Linked DNA regions of Homo sapiens: regions 1, 3 and 4 are each linked to region 2. A link is a contact called in ENCODE Hi-C or POLR2A ChIA-PET data. All regions are on one chromosome and are shown on one strand. The core of a region is the stretch at or near the end of the contact, and the rest is flanking DNA. Distances in the headings are between cores, read along the strand shown. Region 1 overlaps ZMIZ1 (zinc finger MIZ-type containing 1). Region 2 holds the start of CERNA2 (competing endogenous lncRNA 2 for microRNA let-7b). Region 3 holds the start of TSPAN14 (tetraspanin 14). Region 4 holds the start of ANXA11 (annexin A11).

Evidence for each region. Hi-C counts contacts between places; a loop is a spot of excess contacts on that map. ChIA-PET counts read pairs that join two places held with the same protein, here RNA polymerase II (POLR2A). Pooled maps may share reads with other maps.
Region 1: a map with no recorded cell type shows a loop between it and region 2 (11-fold over the local background). The contact joins the enhancer-like site here to the promoter of CERNA2 in region 2. A Hi-C loop is called at or near these places in 7 of 37 single-sample maps with no recorded cell type and 3 of 50 pooled maps. POLR2A ChIA-PET finds 5 or more read pairs at or near these places in 1 of 52 experiments (GM12878).
Region 3: a pooled map shows a loop between it and region 2 (7-fold over the local background). The contact joins the promoter of TSPAN14 here to the promoter of CERNA2 in region 2. A Hi-C loop is called at or near these places in 7 of 37 single-sample maps with no recorded cell type and 4 of 50 pooled maps. POLR2A ChIA-PET finds 5 or more read pairs at or near these places in 1 of 52 experiments (OCI-LY7).
Region 4: a map with no recorded cell type shows a loop between it and region 2 (6-fold over the local background). The contact joins the promoter of ANXA11 here to the promoter of CERNA2 in region 2. A Hi-C loop is called at or near these places in 5 of 37 single-sample maps with no recorded cell type and 2 of 50 pooled maps.

What each region holds. Positions count from the first base shown.
Region 1 is chr10:79,245,801-79,250,485 of GRCh38, reverse strand. The region is part of intron 7 of ZMIZ1 (zinc finger MIZ-type containing 1); the gene reads right to left. Among named protein-coding and RNA genes, the nearest start is that of PPIF, 99 kb to the left of the region's middle. RefSeq lists enhancers at 1,305-1,354, 604-1,517, 1,518-2,432, 3,930-4,009, 4,040-4,089 and 2 more, a cis regulatory region at 1,639-2,139 and a silencer at 3,125-3,194. Within about 2 kb of position 1,910, at least 28 of the 41 ENCODE cell types and tissues checked have a DNase peak (open chromatin) inside an H3K27ac peak, as active enhancers do; they include GM12878, where a contact is called at or near this core.
Region 2 is chr10:84,168,840-84,173,325 of GRCh38, reverse strand. It overlaps CERNA2 (competing endogenous lncRNA 2 for microRNA let-7b), which reads left to right and starts at 1,250. Exons shown (of 2, transcript NR_134505.1): 1 at 1,250-1,604. RefSeq lists enhancers at 6-55, 876-1,115, 1,466-1,515, 1,430-1,931.
Region 3 is chr10:80,452,632-80,456,770 of GRCh38, reverse strand. It overlaps TSPAN14 (tetraspanin 14), which reads right to left and starts at 2,461. Exons shown (of 9, transcript NM_030927.4): 1 at 2,400-2,461. RefSeq lists enhancers at 1,346-1,395, 1,426-1,685, 1,635-2,152, 2,896-3,105 and a silencer at 1,816-2,865.
Region 4 is chr10:80,203,958-80,208,458 of GRCh38, reverse strand. It overlaps ANXA11 (annexin A11), which reads left to right and starts at 2,922. Exons shown (of 16, transcript NM_145868.2): 1 at 2,922-3,116. LINC00857 (long intergenic non-protein coding RNA 857) reads right to left here and starts at 749. Exons shown (of 2, transcript NR_038464.1): 1 at 228-749. RefSeq lists enhancers at 641-1,282, 313-1,512, 1,283-1,924 and a silencer at 2,699-3,578.

The DNA of each region.
Region 1 (4,685 bases), core at 661-3,160, 4.9 Mb after region 2:
CCTCCCTGATGGCTGCCGGAGGGACAGCCAGGCAGCTTCTCTCTGGGACAGACAAGTGGCAAGCACACTTGTGCCCCTCTGTCCCCTGACCTTCTCAGGCTCTCCTGTTACAGTGGCCATGCTGGAAGGAGGGATAAGCCCCCAGATGGCACCACCCTCCACAGGGCACAGCAAGGTCTCCAGCTGCAACACAGGGCAAGGACAGGCAGGAGTACTGTACAGATGAGAAAACTGAGGCTCAGACAGAAGGGGGCTGGTGGTGGAGCTGGGTGGAGAGAACCCAGTCTCGGGCTCAGGAACTTGAGGGGAACCTAATGCCCAGCCAGTTTTGGAACTAAGCCCATGCTGCGAGGGGATGAATCCACCTGACAGTGATGAAAGCTGCCAGCTACTGAGACGTTACTATGGGCCAGATACCAACCTAAGCGCCTTTTAGCCCCATCTCATTTACTCCCCACTGCAACCCTGCCAGGCAGGGACAAGTAGCTCTACTGCACTGATCAGGAAACAGAGGCTCAGAGAACCTTGGTGACTTACTCAAAGTCACCTGGTAAATGACAGATGTGGGTTTCATAATTACTGTCTGACACTGGCTTGGGAAGGACACCGGGTGGCCCCATTTTAAGAGCCCCGGGTAGTTGGGCAGGGAGGTCCCTCGTGCATTGGGGGGAAAGGGAGAGGAGCAGTCACCAGAGCTGCCAACAGGGTAGGCCCGCGGGCCACAGAGTGACCACTTCAGGCACAGCACTGCCAACAGATCTTTCTACCATGATGGGAACATTCCACCACTGCACTGTCCAATCTGGTAGCCACTAGCCCGTGAAATGTGACTACTGTGACTGAGGAACTGAAAACTTCATTTAATTTTACTAATGTACATTTAAATACATGTGTGGCTGCTATACTGGACAGCACAGTAAATCCCACGCTGCTCCTTACAAGCAGGGACCTCAAGAAAGGCAGGCACCCCTCACATCACACAGACAAGCTGGGGAGCCAGAGCTGGGCCAAGACCTCGAGCCTTTCAATTCCTGCCTGGGTGACCAGGGCCGCCATGTCCTCATGCTCCGGGCTGGCCATCTGACAGACATTTACGCAGCACCCAGCGTGGATGCAAGTCACGAACCGCCTGTCCTTCAAGTCAGTGTAGTGGGCTGACACCCAGGTGGGCAAGGGATGACAGGAAGCTACTGATGTACAGCGCTGGATCCTGGATGTGCACAGGAGCTAAGGACCGCAAGGAGACAGTGGCCCCGGACGCTGGGTGTGGGGATCCAGGGAAAGCTTCCTGGGCCATGCCATGGCATTAGAGCTGGGCCTGGAAGCAGCAGAAGTGAGAGGCAGGAAAAAGGGCTCCTTGGGCTTCCTTTTTCCTTCCTCTCTGAAACATGCCCCCCATTTTTTCACAGTCCTGGCCTCCCACACACAGGGGTTGAACCAGACCTTGCTAAATCTTCTGCGCACAGTGAAGCTGCCCATCAGATCATAAGCTCTTGGGAGGCAGACAGGGAGCTGGTAAATCACTAGTGCCTCAGGCTCTGACCCAGGGAGCAGGGATTCAACACTGGAGCCCTGGGAGGGTGGGAGACCAACTCTGCAAGCCCAGAGACTACCCGCTGGCACCCATCCACTCCAGTCCCAGCCCCAGGGAAATGCACACATTGATTTAAAGCCTCCTGGGCCTGGCTAGAATCCCCCGAGGGACTAGGGAGAGACTCCACAAACAGGACTGCCTCTCTTTTCCAGGAGAGCAGAGGACTGTTGTGGGGAGGTCTGGACAAGCTCCATCCAGTTCCCGGAGCTCCTCAGAAGGCAGAGCTGGCTGCCCTCGCCCCCCACCATGGGCAACCACAAAACAGGAACCCTGAAACAAGACGAGGCTTTCCATTGCGTCAGCAGGGGCAGGGACATTCCCACAGCAGGACGCCGACCTCGCACTACTCCCAACTTCTATGCCCGATTCCTGCCTGCTACTCAGCAGCAGCCCTGCTCCTAGAAGCAGGAGGAGTCCCAGTGCCTCTGAGGCTCCAAAGCCTTTGATGGCTCCCCACTGCCCTGAAGGTGTTGCAGCAGCCTCACTCAACCTCTCCTCGAGCTCCTGCTAACCTCCCCCCTGCCATCTGGAGGGACATCCTCCTTTCTCATCAAGCGCCATACCTCTCCTGGTTTCCAAGCCTTCGCAGCTACTAGTCCTCCCACCCAACAGTCCTTTCTCATCCTGCCCATTTCCAAAATCAAGTTTCACCTGGGAAGTGTTTCAGGCCGCTCCAGCCTGAAAGTCACCATTTTCCCCTCTTCCTTCTATAGCTCTTGGGGTGTAGAGCATAGGCCTCTGTTCATCTAATTCTCTCTTGCCGTGCTGCACCCTAATATTTCCCACTGCACACCCAGATGCGGGTGGTGGCACCCAAAGACATGGCCCAAGCTTCTTTCTCACTTTCCTCTCTCCCCACCTCTCTGGCACAGGGCTGGTATTGAGGCCCTGGAGTGGAGTCTACCTTTTAGAGATGAGATAAAGATGAGGCAGAGATGAGACACTCAGGCCCCCAGAGGGGAAGTGACTTGCCAAAGGTCACACACTAATTTGGCACCAGACTACAGATACAATCACTTCAGGGCTAGTGTTGGGAGCCATGATTCTACCAATAGCATCAGAATTATCTGGGGAGCTTTACAAGCCAAATCACAGGGGCCGGGCCTCCCCTCAGACCCAACAACTCTCCAGGGTGGTTTGGGAGCCTCAGTCTCAGAAAATGTGAGTGTCCTGGCTAAATCCCCTGTTCTCCATTCACCCAGTACACACAAAGCAGCACCACTGCCCCAGGCCAGGCACTTCTAAGGCCTGGCCTCACCCTACGGGGGGTGGGAGCAGTTGGGGAACCCAGCAGGGTCTCTGCGGCTTAGAGAAGCCCCAGGGTGGCTCTAAGGAGAAGTCAGGGCCATGGCTGGGGCTACTGAGAGGGAGGAAAAGGGTCATACTTCCTGAGCCTGGCCAGGCAGGGGGACAGCAGACTGCCTGCTTGGCCCACCCAGGGGTCCTCACGCCCAGTACTCTGGGTGATGGGGGTAGCTCCCAGCTCTGTGCATCAGTTTGGAAAGGCACACAGCCCATCAGATCCTGGGGAACAAGGACACTGTGAGCTTCCCCGAGGGACTCACTATGGGTCCTGGAAGGGCTCCCCGGAAAGGCCTCATCAGTGCCCCGCCCCTGACCATTTTCTCCCTCTAGAGGACTGGAAACCTGAGAGTGTCGCCAAAGGTCCTCGCATCCCTCAAGCTGCCCTGATGGGCCTTGAAGAACCCTCTTTCTGGTGTGCGGGGGTCCCTGCAGAAAGCCACCGCATTTTCAGACCTCCCACTTCAGTCAGGTCAGGGCCATGGGAGCTGGAGGCGGCAGCAAGGCCTGCTGCTGGGGGAGTGGGCACCTCAGGACACAGGGACAAGGCCACAGGAAGCTAACCCTCACCTCAGGGCTGGAGCAGGAAACCAGGCAGCAGGCACAATGAAATCATAAACCACACGTTCCCACTGGGAGACTGGGATTTGCAGTGGGCTGGGAGAGGGCATTGGCTCCATCCATGGCCTCTCCTGCCATGTGACCTTGGGGCAGGAAGTCCCTTCGGCCCTCCGGCCAGTGGGCTGGCCTTCCTTCCCTGCCTGTGGTGTCTGGCCAGGGAGCTCCCTGGGAAGCTGGAAGTGCTTCGAGGGTGGAGGCCTTGTTTTTCCCTTTGCAGGCTCCCTCGTGAGGCAGCTGCTGCTCTGCCAGGCCCTGGGAGAGTTTCCTCCTGCAGCCGAGGCTTGGGGAAGGAGGGCGAGGGAGGCCCAGCAGATGCTCTGTGACACGGTGTGGCGGGGCAAGAGCAAGGGTGAGGTGCACTCTGTACCAGTCAAAGGTCCCGAAATCCTTCTCCCTGCTGGGTTCGGGCCTGTACCCCTCTCTCTGAGGTGGTGCTAAGGATCCCAGCCACAGGCCCCACTGAGGAGTTCCTTCCCCATGGAGGAGCCAGCCTCTCCCGAGGGACCCATGCCGCATCGCTCAAGGTAAACACCTCCCTTGCCCAGAGAGCCTCGCGCCCGCTCCTTCCAGCTCTGCCAGCACAGAACTCTCTGTTCCTGAGGACCCGAGGCTGAGCTGGCGCTCCCGCCCGATCAATGGATGACTTCACAGGGACTGACGCCTACTGGCACCAAGACTGTCCCTCAGGGAGGTCTGAGGCTGCTCCTGGGACCGCTGCCCACTCGTGCCCCCTGGCTGACCTCTGCTGGATGACAGAGTGCTGGCCAAGGGGTTGGAGACCTGGGACTCATGCCACCCTCTTGCTGGATGACCTTGGGCAAAAGTGAACCTCAGTTTTCTCCTGTGTTAAATGGGAATGCCTGGCTGGTCTACTCCTTCCCCGCAGCAGGCTGCCACAAAACAAATGCTAGAGAAACAGGAGGTCTCTTTATCTAACAGACTCGCCTGCACTGTTACACTTGTGGGCTCTGAGCTAGTGTCCTCACTGCACCTCTGTCTTAAGTCTATCCTCCTGGACAGCGCTGTCTGTCGTCCATGGAGCTTCCTGTTGTGGTGGACATGTTCTAGAGTCTGAGCTGCCCAACAAGGCGGCTACCAGCCTTCGGTGGCTACTGAGTGCTTGAATGTGGTTAGTGCCAAGGATAAGCTTAACTCATCCCTTTAATTA
Region 2 (4,486 bases), core at 1-2,500:
GAATGTCTTTGAGTCGGCTTCCCATCTGTGAAATGGGCACAGGACTATCTCTCTCACAAGCCTGTATTGAGGCATGTATGAGAAGCCATCTGCACCAAGGTGCTCACACAGCTCTTAAAGGAGGTGGGGCCACAGGTGGACTTTGATGTTTAAGACAGTGATGAAATGAGAAGACACTTCAAGTACAGGGTCACCCTGAACAAGGCCTGGAAGAGAGGAGCCTCTGCCCAGGGCAGGCATGGGGGAAAGTCTGACCACAGGTGCAGGAGGCTCAGATGCCACCCATTCACTGGACACGTGACCTGGGCTGAGCCATGCGCTTGGCTCCAGGGACACAGAAGACACTGTGCCTCGCCTCAAGGAGCTCCTGTTGGTGGAGGAAGCTGTGCAGACAAGTGACTGTCTCACAGCATTGTAAGTGCTGTCTATACTGAAGGAAGGGGACGTAGGTTGCTCAGTCAGAAGGTGGGGGAGGGAGGGGACACTCTGCAGAGATGGAATAAGATTGGGTCGGAGATGGCCTGGCATGGTAGGCCAGGTCATGGTGGGCTTCCTGGACCAGCAGAGGAATCAGACTGGCAAAAGGGAGGCCGGGGGATCCTTCAGCCGGGTAGAGACTGATGACAGGAATGCTTTGGGCTCCTTTTCCATCAGAGTGGGTCTGAGTTCCCTTTAATAATGGTGCATGGGTGCCTGAACACTTGCTAGGCTCTGGCCTCAGATGGTGTCAGAGGGTTCAGAGCCCCTGGGCCTATGAGAGGTGGTGGGTAGGAGGAATATTTTTCGGAAGAAATTAGGATGTTTCCCATGCACCCTGATGAGCCTCTGCCTGGGCTGCTCTCAAACCTCCACTCCCAAACTGAGGGAAGAGAGATACCCTCTCATATTGTTTTATATTGTTTTATACTCAGTACCTCTTTTAAGAAAAAACAAGGAAGTAAAACCAAAGACAGGCAGCCCGGCGCCAGGCCTGAAACCAGGCCTGGGCCTGCCTGGACTAAACCCAGTAGTTAAAAATCAACTCATAACTTAAAAACCAATGTTATTCATAGATTCCAGACATTGTATAGAAGAACATTGTGAAACTCCCTGCCCTGTTCTGTTTCTCTCTGACCACCGGTGCATGCAGCCCCTGTCACGTACCGCCTGCTTGCTCAAATCAATCACGACCCTTTCATGTGAAATCTTTAGTGTTGTGAGCCCTTAAAAGGAACAGAAATTGTGTATTCAGGGAGCTCAGATTTGAAGGCAGTAGCTTGCCGATGCTCCCAGCTGAATAAAGCCCTGCCTTCTACAACTCAGTGTCTGAGAGGTTTTGTCTGCGGCTCACCCTGCTACATTTCTTGGTTCCCTGACTGGGAAACGAGGTGACTGACGGATGGCCGAGGCAGCCCCTTAGGCGGCTTAGGCCTGCCCTGTGGAGCATCCGTGAGGGGAACTCCGGCCAGCCTGAGTGACGTGATCCAAAGAGCGCTCCCGGGTAGGCAATTGCCCCAATGGAACGCCTTGCCAGAGCAGCGTGTAGCAGGCCCCCACGGAAGATTAACACAGTGGCTGAACACCAGGAAGGAACTGGCACTTGGAGTCCGGACATCTACAACTTGGTAAGACTAGTCTTTGGAACTTGCCCCACTCCATCTGAGTGGAAGCGTGGCCTGATCACCCACAGTGTGCCTGTATTGGCATTTTGTTCTGGTTTTGACTTGGCTTGAGTTGGTAAGACTAGTCTTTGGAACTTGCCCTACTCCATCTGGGTGGAAACATGGCCTGATCACCCACGGCATGCCTGCATTGACACTTTTGTTCTGGTTTTGACTTGACTTAGATTGTGTGATACTTTGGTTTTAGTTTTGACCTGGCTTGGATTTCTGGATACTCTGATTTTGGTTTGGTGTAAACTGCAAAAGTGTGTGTGTGCCCTTTTTACCTGTTTTTTGTTTTGTGGTGTGTGTGTGGTGTGAACATGGTGTTTTGTCTTGAAGAAGCATGGGTCAGGCAAAAATAAGCCCACCCCACTAGGAACTATGTTAAAAAAAATAAAAATTTCAAGAAAGAATTTAAGGGAGATTACGATGTTACTGTGACACCAGGAAAACTTAGAACTTTGTGTGAAATAGACTGGCCAGCATTAGAGTGGGTTGGTCATCAGAAAGAAGCCTGGACAGGTCCCTTGTTTCAACGGTATGACACAGGGCAACCTGTAAGCCAAGGCACCCAGACCAGTTTCCATACATAGACAGTTACAGCTGGTTTTAGACCCCCTTCCCCTCCACAGTAGTTAAAAGAACAGCAGCATAAGCAGTTGGGAGAGGCAAGGAAAGACCAGCAGAGAAAAAAAAAAAAGAGGCCATCTATACCAATTCTAAGTTAATTTAGACTAAACAAGGTCTTATTAATAGCAAAGGATAATTGAAATCCCAAACTTACAAGGTTTTCAACAAAAGTGAAGTTTGCTAAAAGTTAACAGCATAACATATATTGTGGTAACTTCTAATCTTGTGGCCTTAGAGAGTCTAGTCCAAAGACATAAAGAAAGTTCGCTTTAAAAAAAGGAATGGTTATCTTCAAAAAAAAAAGCGGGGGGGAGGCAGAATTTATGTAAAAAGAGTGTTATATGGTAAATTCTTGTCCTGAAATAAATTAACTGGTTGTTTAAAGAAAAAAAATGTTTGTAATAAGTCAGAAAGTTGAGGCATGTTGAAGAATTGTCGGCGAAAGTTGTGAAAGAAAAAATGTTATAAAAAAATTTATGCAAAAAAGCCTCCTGAGTACTACTATTGAAGAAACAGTTTATGTGCAAGGTGTATAAAAATAGTAAAATATACCTTTGGTAAAAAGATTATAAGGAGGCATAAGAATGTGGATTTTTACCAACATTAAAAGGTTAAAAAATTATTGTTTTGAAAGTTTAAGCAAGTTTTAAAACTTTAATTGTAAAGAAAATTCTGTGTATAAACATATTAGCTAAAGTTAAAAAGGTATCATCCAGCTTTTCTGTGAACTGGACATTAAAGTAAAAATGCAACAGGTTTTTCTTAAAGCATCAACCTGCTCTTTAACAAAAATTATAAAAGGTTAAAAAGAGTCTATAAAATCTCACCTTATGGTCAAACATGAAAAATTGGATAAATATATCTACAAGGTTTTATTAAAATTAAGTTTAACATTAATAACACACTAATATAAAGGTAAAATTTAGCTTATCTGGTATAAAAATCATACAAGAAGCATTATTAAATATAAAATGGTGTTTAACTTTCTTTGGTCTAAAAACTAATAAAAATAGGTACTAAAGGAAACATTCCTTTTACTAGAGGATCATAGAAGTTAAAGACTTAAAACAAACTTTGGAAATTAAGACAGCATACCAAGATGCAAATGCCTGGTTGAAATGGATCAAATATTCCATCTGCACATTAAACAAAAGCAATTGTTATGCTTGTGCACATGGCAGGCCAGAGGCCCTGATTGTCCCCCTTCCACTAAGGTGGTCCTCCAGTCGACCAGGCGTGGGCTGCATGGTAGCTGTTTTCCAGGATTCTACAGCCTGGAGTAATAAGTCATGCCAAGCTCTCTCTGCTATATCCTGAAGTCCCTGAGGGTCAGCCCCCGAAGGCCATCCAGCTTCTGTCTCCCAACGCTAAGTTCACTTCTTGTCTCTCGTGGCAGGGAGGAGACTTAGCATTCCTTGGAGACCTGAAGGGATGCAGTGAGCTTAAGAATTTTCAAGAGCTTATCAATCAGTCAGCCCTTGTTCATCCCCGAGTGGATGTGTGGTGGTATTGTGGTGGACCTTTACTGGGCACTCTGCTGAATAACTAGAGTGGCACTTGTGCTTTAGTCCATTTGGCTATCCCTTTTACCCTGGCACTTCATCAACCAGAGGAAGAAAAAAATAAAATAAAATAAAAATCATAAAGTGAGAGAAGCCCCTTATAGGTCTTTCAACTCTCACATCTATTTAGATGCAATTGAAGCCCCGCAAGGAATACCAGATCAATTTAAAGCTTGAAATCAAATAGTTACAAGATTTAAATCAATATCTTGGTAGATGACAGTCAATAAAAATGCAGATTAGATAAACTACATCTATTACAACCAACAGCAATGAGCTTTTCATGAATTTAAAAGAAAAAATTGTGTTGGCCCCAGCCCTGAGGCTACCTGACCTGATGAAACTCTTTACACTCTATGTGTCAGAAAGAGAAAAAATGATAGTTGGAGTTTTAACCCAGACTGTAGGGCCCTGGCCAAGGCCAGTGGCCTATCTCTCAAAACAACTGATGGGGTTTCCAAAGGCTGGCCCCCATGTGCAAGGGCCCTGGCAGCAATGGCCCTGTTAGTACAAGAAGCAAATAAGCTAACTCTTAGGCAAAACCTAAAGTCCTCGTATGCTGTGGTGATTTTAATAAATACCAAAGGACACCATTAGCTAATGAATGCTAGACTAACTAGATACCAAAGCTTGCTCTGTGAAAATCCCCGC
Region 3 (4,139 bases), core at 1,212-3,711, 3.7 Mb after region 2:
TTTTCAAGGATTAAATGAGTTATTACAAGTCAAACTTCTAGGGTGTAAGTCTCAATAAACTCACATTAGTATCACTATGAAATAATCTTGTCCTTCACTAAATTTTAAGCCAGCAAAGGTTTCCCAGGCCTGGCACAATGCCACTTTGCAGGCACTGCTAAAAGGAATTCTACCTCAGTTGAAGTTAAATGGGTCAAATTCCTGAGCACATGGTGGCATAGAGTGAGGCCTCAGGAAATAGTTCCAGAACCCAGGGCTTTCCTGCTCCCCGGCCTCCATGGGAACTTCACTTCACTGCCGCCACAACCTTCAGGGCAGAGCCATCTCCTCTCCCACTTCATACTGCCACTTCCTACATGAGAAGGACCTTCACCAGTCCTCAGAGACTAGCACAGCTGCCCAGCTGGTGAAGGGGACAATTCCCTGGGCAGCCAACCATTCTGCAGCTCCATGCCCTTTCTTCCTGGGGCAGCCACAAACCTTCAGAAGCACCCATGGGCTCAGACCCCCCCCACAACCCCGTCTCCCTAAATGATCCTGCTACGCTGAGATCAAGCTCAGATCAATAAACACTACTGAGCACCTATGCCATGTCCAGCCTGGGTTCTAAGACCACACCAAGTTCATAGCTGGTGAGGGACTTTCCAGACTTGGAATAGTGCCTGCAACAATGCCTCGCACCCCACAGAAATCTCAACCATGCTTTGTTAACTAAACTGAGGATGACATTAGGTGGCCCAAGCAGTGGAGTTCAGAGATGTGGGGATGGATATATCCAGAGTCTCCAACTGAAGTTGGGGTGCAACACAATGAGAAGGAAAGGGAAAATACATCTGGTGGCCCTGGGTTTCCAGGGCCTGTCACTATAACGTTAGGGATCGGAGTGGGATCAGACTGCGCGTGGTGGCTCACACCTGTAATCCCTGTGCTTTGGGAGGCTGAGGTGGGAGGATCACTTGAGCCCAGCAATTTGAGGCTATGATCACACCAGCAGCTAAGGGGATAGAAGGGCATACAGGGCCATTATGGTGGAGTCTGGGCTTCATTCTGGGGGTGCCAGGGCCCAGGAAGATCCCTGGAAAGACGGCCGCCCCCACCAACCACTCGGCTAGCTGAAATGTGGCAAGGACATAGGGGTGCTCCGATGGCCTGTCCCCAGGTTTCCCTTCACAAATAGAGAAGGGTGGCCGGAGCACTCAGCAGGCACTAACTGCTTCTGGACTTCAAGGTCAAGGGGCAAGGGGAAGGCTACTTTTGAGGATTTGGCAGGCCACTCTCTCACTAGCCCAAGAGCAACTCCCTCTCGGAAGGGAGGAAGATCCCCTGGAGAGCAGACCACTGCCAAGAGCACACCTGCAGAGGCTCCAATACAATGCTCTGCACAGCCGCCCAGCACCGCCTGACCTCCCGGATAGCAGCGCCAGCACAGCCAACGAGTGTGTGACACCGCCGCACTCACCACCGCTCTGCGCCCAGCCCCAGGCCAGTACCCGGGCCCACGACTTCCCCCGACTCCCCCTAGCACGGACTGTTTCTCGCCGGAGATCAACTTTAAGTCCCCAAGACAAGTGCTCCTGCGGTCCCAGGGCCAAAGTCCCTCCACACACCCTCACACAGGCACTTCCTACCCACCCGCACCCCACCCCTGGGGGTGGAGGAGAAGCAGCAGCGGCCCGGGACAAGCACAGTCCGCAGCCACAAACCTCACTCTACCAGAACTCCGGCTAGGTCAGGGGTCAGGCTTTGCTCCCAAACACAACCCCACACGACTAACGCGGAGAAGCTGGGTCACCGCCTACTCAAACTCCGGCCGTCCCAAACCCAAGCCGGGCAGAGTGGGACCCACGGCGGCGTGGGAGACTGAGCACAACCACGGCGGGGCAGGAGGAAGGGGCGGCCCGCCCCGGCCTACGCCCACCCCCACCCCGGACCCGATCTCCTGGGAGCCGAGGGTGGGTGACTGAGCCGAAAGGGTGGCCCATCCCCGAGCTCGCTGCTGGGGACGAGAAGCAGAGCCCCGAGCAGCAGCGGCCGTCCAGGCTCCCGTCGCCCTCACCCCGCCCGGCACGGGCGCGCACTCGCCGGGGCGCGCTGATGGGGCGAGGGCTACCGAACCAGGAGTGCCGGCCCCGGGCCCGCCGCGGCTCTCGTCCGCGCGGCGCCGGAGTTCGGCTCAGCGGGGTCCCGGCGGAGGCCTCCAACCTCTAGCGAGCAATCCTGGCAGACAAAGCCAGCGCCGCCCGCGGGGCCGCTCCTGGGCAGGCGGGGAGGGAGGCTGAGGGGCCAAACAGGGACCTAAGGAGCAGCCCTCGCCCCCGGAGAACGCTCGGGGAAGTCGGCCTCAGACAAAGAAAGGGGCAGGGCCCGACGCCCCAGCCAGGTCTCCGCGCTCTACTCACCCGCGCGCGGCGGCGGCAGCGGCGGCGCGGCCCGGCTCGGCCGAGGAAGTTAGAGCAAGTTCCGCGGCGCGGGGCGGGAGGGCGCGACTCGGGCCGTCCGAGCGGCGGGGGCGGGGCGCGGAGGGGCGCGGAGGGGCGGGGCCGGAGGCGCGGCGCCTGCCGTCTGCCGAGGAAGGGGCGCCGCTTCCCTGCGCCGCCCGGTGCGGCCCCGGGCGCCTGGGCCCGCCCTGGCCCCGCCCCTCCCCCAGCCGCCTCGCCCCTCCCCCACCGCACCCCGCCTCCCGGCCCGCGCGGCACCGGGGACCGCGAGGCCGGGTCGCCGGCCCGCCCCTTTGTCCCGCTCTGGGCGGTGCCGGAGGCTTGGGGCGGCCCCGGTCCGCGCCCTCCCAGTGGGTGCGCGGCGCAGGCCGGGCCTGGCCCGGGGCCGGGCACTTGTAGCCGCCGGGAGCGCTCTGAGCCGTTGCGCTGCGCAGACGCCGCTCTGGCCTTGTCGGAGCCGAACCTGGGAGAAGCACGAGCTGTGGGAGGCGGCGTCTCGAGGGATACACGGGATGACCGTGGAGAGCGGGCGAAGGATTAGGAAAATGGCTGTGGTGGAGATAAGAGGCGTTCCTGCCCGGCTTTGGAGCCTGGGGGCGGGGGTAGTCTTCAATCAAAAGAAGGATGGGGAAAAGGTTTTTATTTCTTTGTAAACCAAGGAGTAAGGACACGCTCCTTCTGGCCTTGGTGCTAAAAATACCAAGCTTTCTTTGGATCGTGGCTGAGATTTCTTCCTAACCTTTACGCTAAAGAGGTGGCTGGGACGATTCTTGTGGTGTAGGGGGGTTTCCAGGGACAGCCAGGGGTGGCGCCCCTCTTTGGATCGTGGCTGAGATTTGTTCCTCACCTTTACGCTAAAGAGATGGCTGGGACGATTCCTGTGGGGTAGAGGGGTTTCCAGGGATAGCCAGGGGCGGCTCCCCAGCCTCAGCCTCCCTACCTGTAGAATGAAGCATGCCACACCTCTGTTTCTTAAACTTATTCGGTGGCTGAGGGCCGAGTGGTCTTCTCTGTTGAGTAACACCAAACAGGGATCTATTAAAACTGGGCTAAGACTGGTTGCCACATGCCAGTACAAGCAACCAACAGGTTAATTCCAATGGAAGGAGGAAATCTTGAAATGGAGACTGTTCAGTCCATTCCCAGGTTTGTTTGGGTTGTTTTTTGAGCTAAGGTATCGCTTTGTCACCCAGGCTGGAGTGCAGTGGCATGACCATGGCTCACTGCAGCCTCGACCTCCCGCCTCAGCTTCCCCAAGTAGCTGGGACCACAGGTGCAGGCCACCACACCTAGCTAATTTTTTTTTTTTTTTTTTTGTAGAGACGAGATCTTGCTGTGTTGCCAGTGATGGTCTTAAATTCCTGGGCTTAAGCAATCCTTCCGCCTCTGCCTCCCAGAGTGCTGGAATTACACGCATGAGCCACGGTGCCTGGCTAATTTTATTTGTTTGTTTAATTAAGAGGGATGCAACCTGTCTGTGACAGCCCAGGCAGCTCTGGAAACTCCCTGGGAACCTGTCCATTCATTCAGCAGATAGTGAGTGTTTGTCTGAGTGCCTGATAATATGCCAGGCCCTGTGTGCATGGTGGGATACTTCAGTGAACAAGACAGCTGAGGCCTTTTGCCCAATAAAGTTAATTTTTAGTGGAGAAGACAAATACATAATCACAAGTTGAAGTAAAGGCTGGGACAAAAACAAGG
Region 4 (4,501 bases), core at 1,673-4,172, 4.0 Mb after region 2:
ATAGCATATTAAAACTTGTGATATTCAGCTAAAGCAGACTTTTGAGGGAAATGATAGTCATATATACTTATTAGAAAACAACAAAAGAGGCCGGGTGCGGTAACTCACACCCGTAATCCCAACACTGGCCCTAAAATTAAAATTTTTAAAAAGGAAGCTTATATACCATACTACTCAGAGCTATATAGCACGTCACCATTTTTTACAGTGCACTCACCTTCCCTTACCTTGTATGATGTTTCTATGAGCCCTGGGAAACAATGAAGCAGGGGTGATTTTATGGATTTTTATAGGTCACGTTGAAGATTTTATAGGTGAGAAAGCCGAGGCTCGGAGGATGCATGACTTGCAAGTGTCAGAATCAGAACTAGAATAGATCCCACACATTTGAACACCGAGTTTGGTGTCTTTTCCTTCACACCGCGTTCTCTGGGGGTGCCTGGGCGGTGACCCCTGCCATTGGCCTTGAGGATTAGGGCCTCAGCTCGGGTCCTCTGCAGAGCCTCCTCAGTCCCTAGCAACTTGCTGGCACCTAGCCGGGGCTAAACGCAGGTTTGTTGAAAATTATAAAAGGGTAAGCCCAGGGGTAGCTATTCACCATTCTGGGTTTGAAGAGCTCTGATGCAGAAAGGTGTATACATCCAGCAGGAATTCCACCCTACATGATTTATTATAAACGTGGTATTCTAGGAGCATTCGCTCAGCCACGGAGAAAAATGGGCCTTTCGAAGAAGCTGGCCTTCGCGGTCGCTGTGGGGCGGCAGAGCAGGCGCAGGCGTCCAGGCAGTGGGGGCTGGGTAGGCGCCAGGAGACCTTCCCGGACCAATCCCCGGGCCCAGAGAGAGCGCCTGGAGACCTTACCTCCCCAGGAAATTCACACAGATTTCTTGGGGGCTTCACACCCGCGCCCCCAGTCCCGCCATCTCCTACGCCGCAGCAGGCGCCCCCACCAGGGTAATAACCCACTCTGAGAGTCTCTGGTGGTGCCTCTGATCCTCTGCTCTTCTGTTCCAGGCAGCGTTTTCTCCGAGCGGCTCTGGAGACTTTGGCCTGAGTTTCACCCTCACTCGCCGACTCATGTCCAAAAAATGCAGTCCAGCCCCGAAAGAGAGCCGCGCCTGCTGGTGGGGGTAGGGGGTGTTGGAGCGGCCACGGAATATGACTGAGCGCCCGGGGCCCGTTGTGAGGCCGGGGCCAGGCTGTCCCAAGGCACCGTTCCTGCCCGGCACCAGCACACCTGCCCAGACAGGGAGAAGGTCGGAGCCTCCCCTCCAGTCCTTCCGGATTTTATTGTTCAGAGCGACTTTAAAACGCAAATCGGGCCGGGCGCGGTGGCTCACGCCTGTAATCCCAGCACTTTGGGAGGCCGAGGCGGGCGGATCATTTGAGCCTAGGAGTTCGAGAACAGCTTGGCCAACATAGTGAAACCCCGTCTCTACTAAAAATGAAAATTAGCCGGGCGTGGTGGTGGGCATCTGTAGATCCAGCAACTCAGGAGGCCGAGGCAGGAGAATCGCTTGAACCCGGGAGGCGGAAGTTGCAGTGAGCCGAGATCGCGCCACTGCACTCCAGCCTGGGCGACAGATCGAGACTCCGTCTCAGAAAAAAAAAAAAAAAAAGGAAAATCGAACCAGCAGCTTGTTTGTAACAGCCAAACATAGGCAACAACCTAAATGTCCTTCAGTAAGGAGCTAGGTAATGAAGAATGGTGAAGCGCACGATGGCGCGCAGTGTGCAGTGGATGGGAAGAACCAGGTCTGTTCAGGAGCACTTGTATGGAAAGACCCTCCAAGATATAGTGAGTAAAAAAACATGTTGCAGAAAAGTACTGCAATATCGTTTTGTAAACAATACGTTTATGTAAACACACACACACAGTGTTAAAGAGAGATATTTGGAAGGACACACCTAAGAGTGGGCTGGGGGAGTGGAGGGAAGAGTGAATCTCAATTTTTACTCATTTTTTGAATTTTTTATTTTTAGTTTTTTAGAGACTGGGTCTCACTATGTTGCCCAGGCTAGTCTGGAAGCCCTGTCTTCAAGCCATCCTCCTGTCTTGGCCTTCCAAAGTGCTGAGATTACAGGCGTCAGCCACCACTCATTAAAAAAAAAAATTGTATACCTACCATATATGCATATATTACCTGGGTGACCTTTTAAAAATATGCTTTATTTTTAGAACATCTTTAGATTTACAGAAAAAGTGTGAATACAGGGAATTCTCATAAACCCGGGCTTTTCCTATTATTAACATCTTAAGTCATTTTTATATCTCCGTGGGTTCCTCTTGGCTGTGACAGTGTCCTAGACTTTCCTTGTTTTTGATGACCTTGCTAGTTTTCAGGAGTACTGGTCATGTATATGGCAAGGGCCTCAATTGATTTGTGATGTTTTCCTCATGATTACAGTGGGGTTAGGTGTTCTTGGGAGGAAGACCACAAGCGGTGCATGCAATCAGTATGATTTACCCCTGTCGAGGTCACCTTGACGGCTGGGTGGTTTGTCAGGTTTCTCCACGATAGTCACTGACCGCTCCCTTCCTCACATACTGTGCGTGACCTTCCCCCCTCCACCACCACCGAGTGTTGCTATAAAGGAAATGCGTTTGACCTTTTCAGTGTAAAAAGTTTTCTCGACCTTAAAGAGAGTCACTAACCGACGCACACGGGGCTGGAGAGGACTTAGGAAATGCCCACCCCTGCAGGAGGGCGAATGCGGCTCTGCGCGGCACTGGGCGCCGCAGGGGTTAGGGGCGGCAGAGGGACCTCCGGAGCCCGAGACTTCCTGGAGCAGCTCCGCAGCCGGAAGGCTGCTGCTCCTCGCGGGCCCGCCGTGCCCAGTCCTCATCTTGGGGGCGGGGCCGCGCTCAGGCCCCGCCCCTCCCTTGCACTGCCTCTGGCACCTGGGGCAGCCGCGCCCGCGGAGTTTTCCGCCCGGCGCTGACGGCTGCTGCGCCCGCGGCTCCCCAGTGCCCCGAGTGCCCCGCGGGCCCCGCGAGCGGGAGTGGGACCCAGCCCCTAGGCAGAACCCAGGCGCCGCGCCCGGGACGCCCGCGGAGAGAGCCACTCCCGCCCACGTCCCATTTCGCCCCTCGCGTCCGGAGTCCCCGTGGCCAGGTGAGTGAGGGTCCCGAGCCGGCTGGGGGCCTGGGACCAGGCGGCGGCAGTGCACCGCGGCGCCGCGGGTGAGGCCCGGGGCTGCCTGGCGCCCAGCCCAGCGCGGCCCTGCGGCTTCCTGGTTGCACTACAGGCGTGGGGGTGGGGGGCAGGGGAGGGCGTCGGCGGGTCGCGGGCGGGCCGTGTCGGCCTGGCAGCCCCCTAGATCAGCCTCGGCGTCTGGGGCTGCTCCCTCATGTGTGGTCGGGGTGCACTCGCCGTCCCCCCGGGCTCAGGGGTCGGGGTCTCAGTCTGGGCCTGGGTAGGGCCAGGGGCCGTGACCCTGGGCGCAGGAGGCAACGGGTGGCGGGAGGGGTGCCGGAGGCCCGGCCCCGCAGCCCTGCGGAGCCCTCCAGGGTGCGCGCGCCCTTCTAGGCGAGGCTTGGGGAGATTAAGCAGAGAAGGCTATCTTCAGGAACTTTCCTCCGAAACTGGGAGCACGCACATTCCTGGGAGCTGCTACCATTGCAGTTTATTTGTAAGGAACTCTCCCCAGTGTTTGAGGGAATGCGGGAGCCATCCCAGGTGCTGTGCGTGCCTTCGCCCCTTCCCCAACCTTGATCCCCAGTTTCAGGAAGGGATTCCTGGACTTGTATCTCCCATGGGTGCAGGCCAGGCCCTTAAGACTTAGGTAAAATGGTCTGTTGGTTTAAAGGAGACACGCGAAGTTTGTTACCTAGAGACTTTGGAGGGGAAAAGTTAAGCCAGCCAGTGCTAGCCCAAGCTGGAAACAGTCAGCCCGGGGCATTTCTGTCTCTGCCCTCCAATCCTTGACCTCTCTGTAGAGATTCGGCGTTTGTGGTAGCTCTCCCCTCTGTTCTCTGCGCTGGGCATGGAGTGGAGCTGTGAGGCCGAGCCCCTGCCCTGCCCTGCCCTGCCCTGCCCACGCAACAGGGACTAGGTTTGCAGGGCAGGGCCTGGTATGCTCACCCTTCACTGGCTCTCATTGCTTTCCTCATTCCTTTTATGCGGCAGTCAATTGTTGGGGATTCCAGGGGATTAACAGGGCCCCTTTCCTCAAGGCATTCTTTGTGCTGCAAGGTGTTCCCTGATAAGAGAGGCCAGGTGAGGTGCCAGGGCAGTTTGTTGCCCTGGCATTGGGTGCCCACTACTTCAGGCTCCTGCATACCTTGCTATCTTTTCTTTGACTATTGTCTGTGCTTTGGTTTTTCATCTGTAAAATGGGGGTAATAGTAATCCCTGCCTCACAGGCTTGTGAGATTCAGTGCATTCATTTATTTAATAACAATACAGAGCTCAGGTACGGACCAGTCAGAACAGGTGGTGACTGCTGCACCACACTTGTGTATCCCAGATGGGTGTCACCCACATTAGCCATAAAGTGT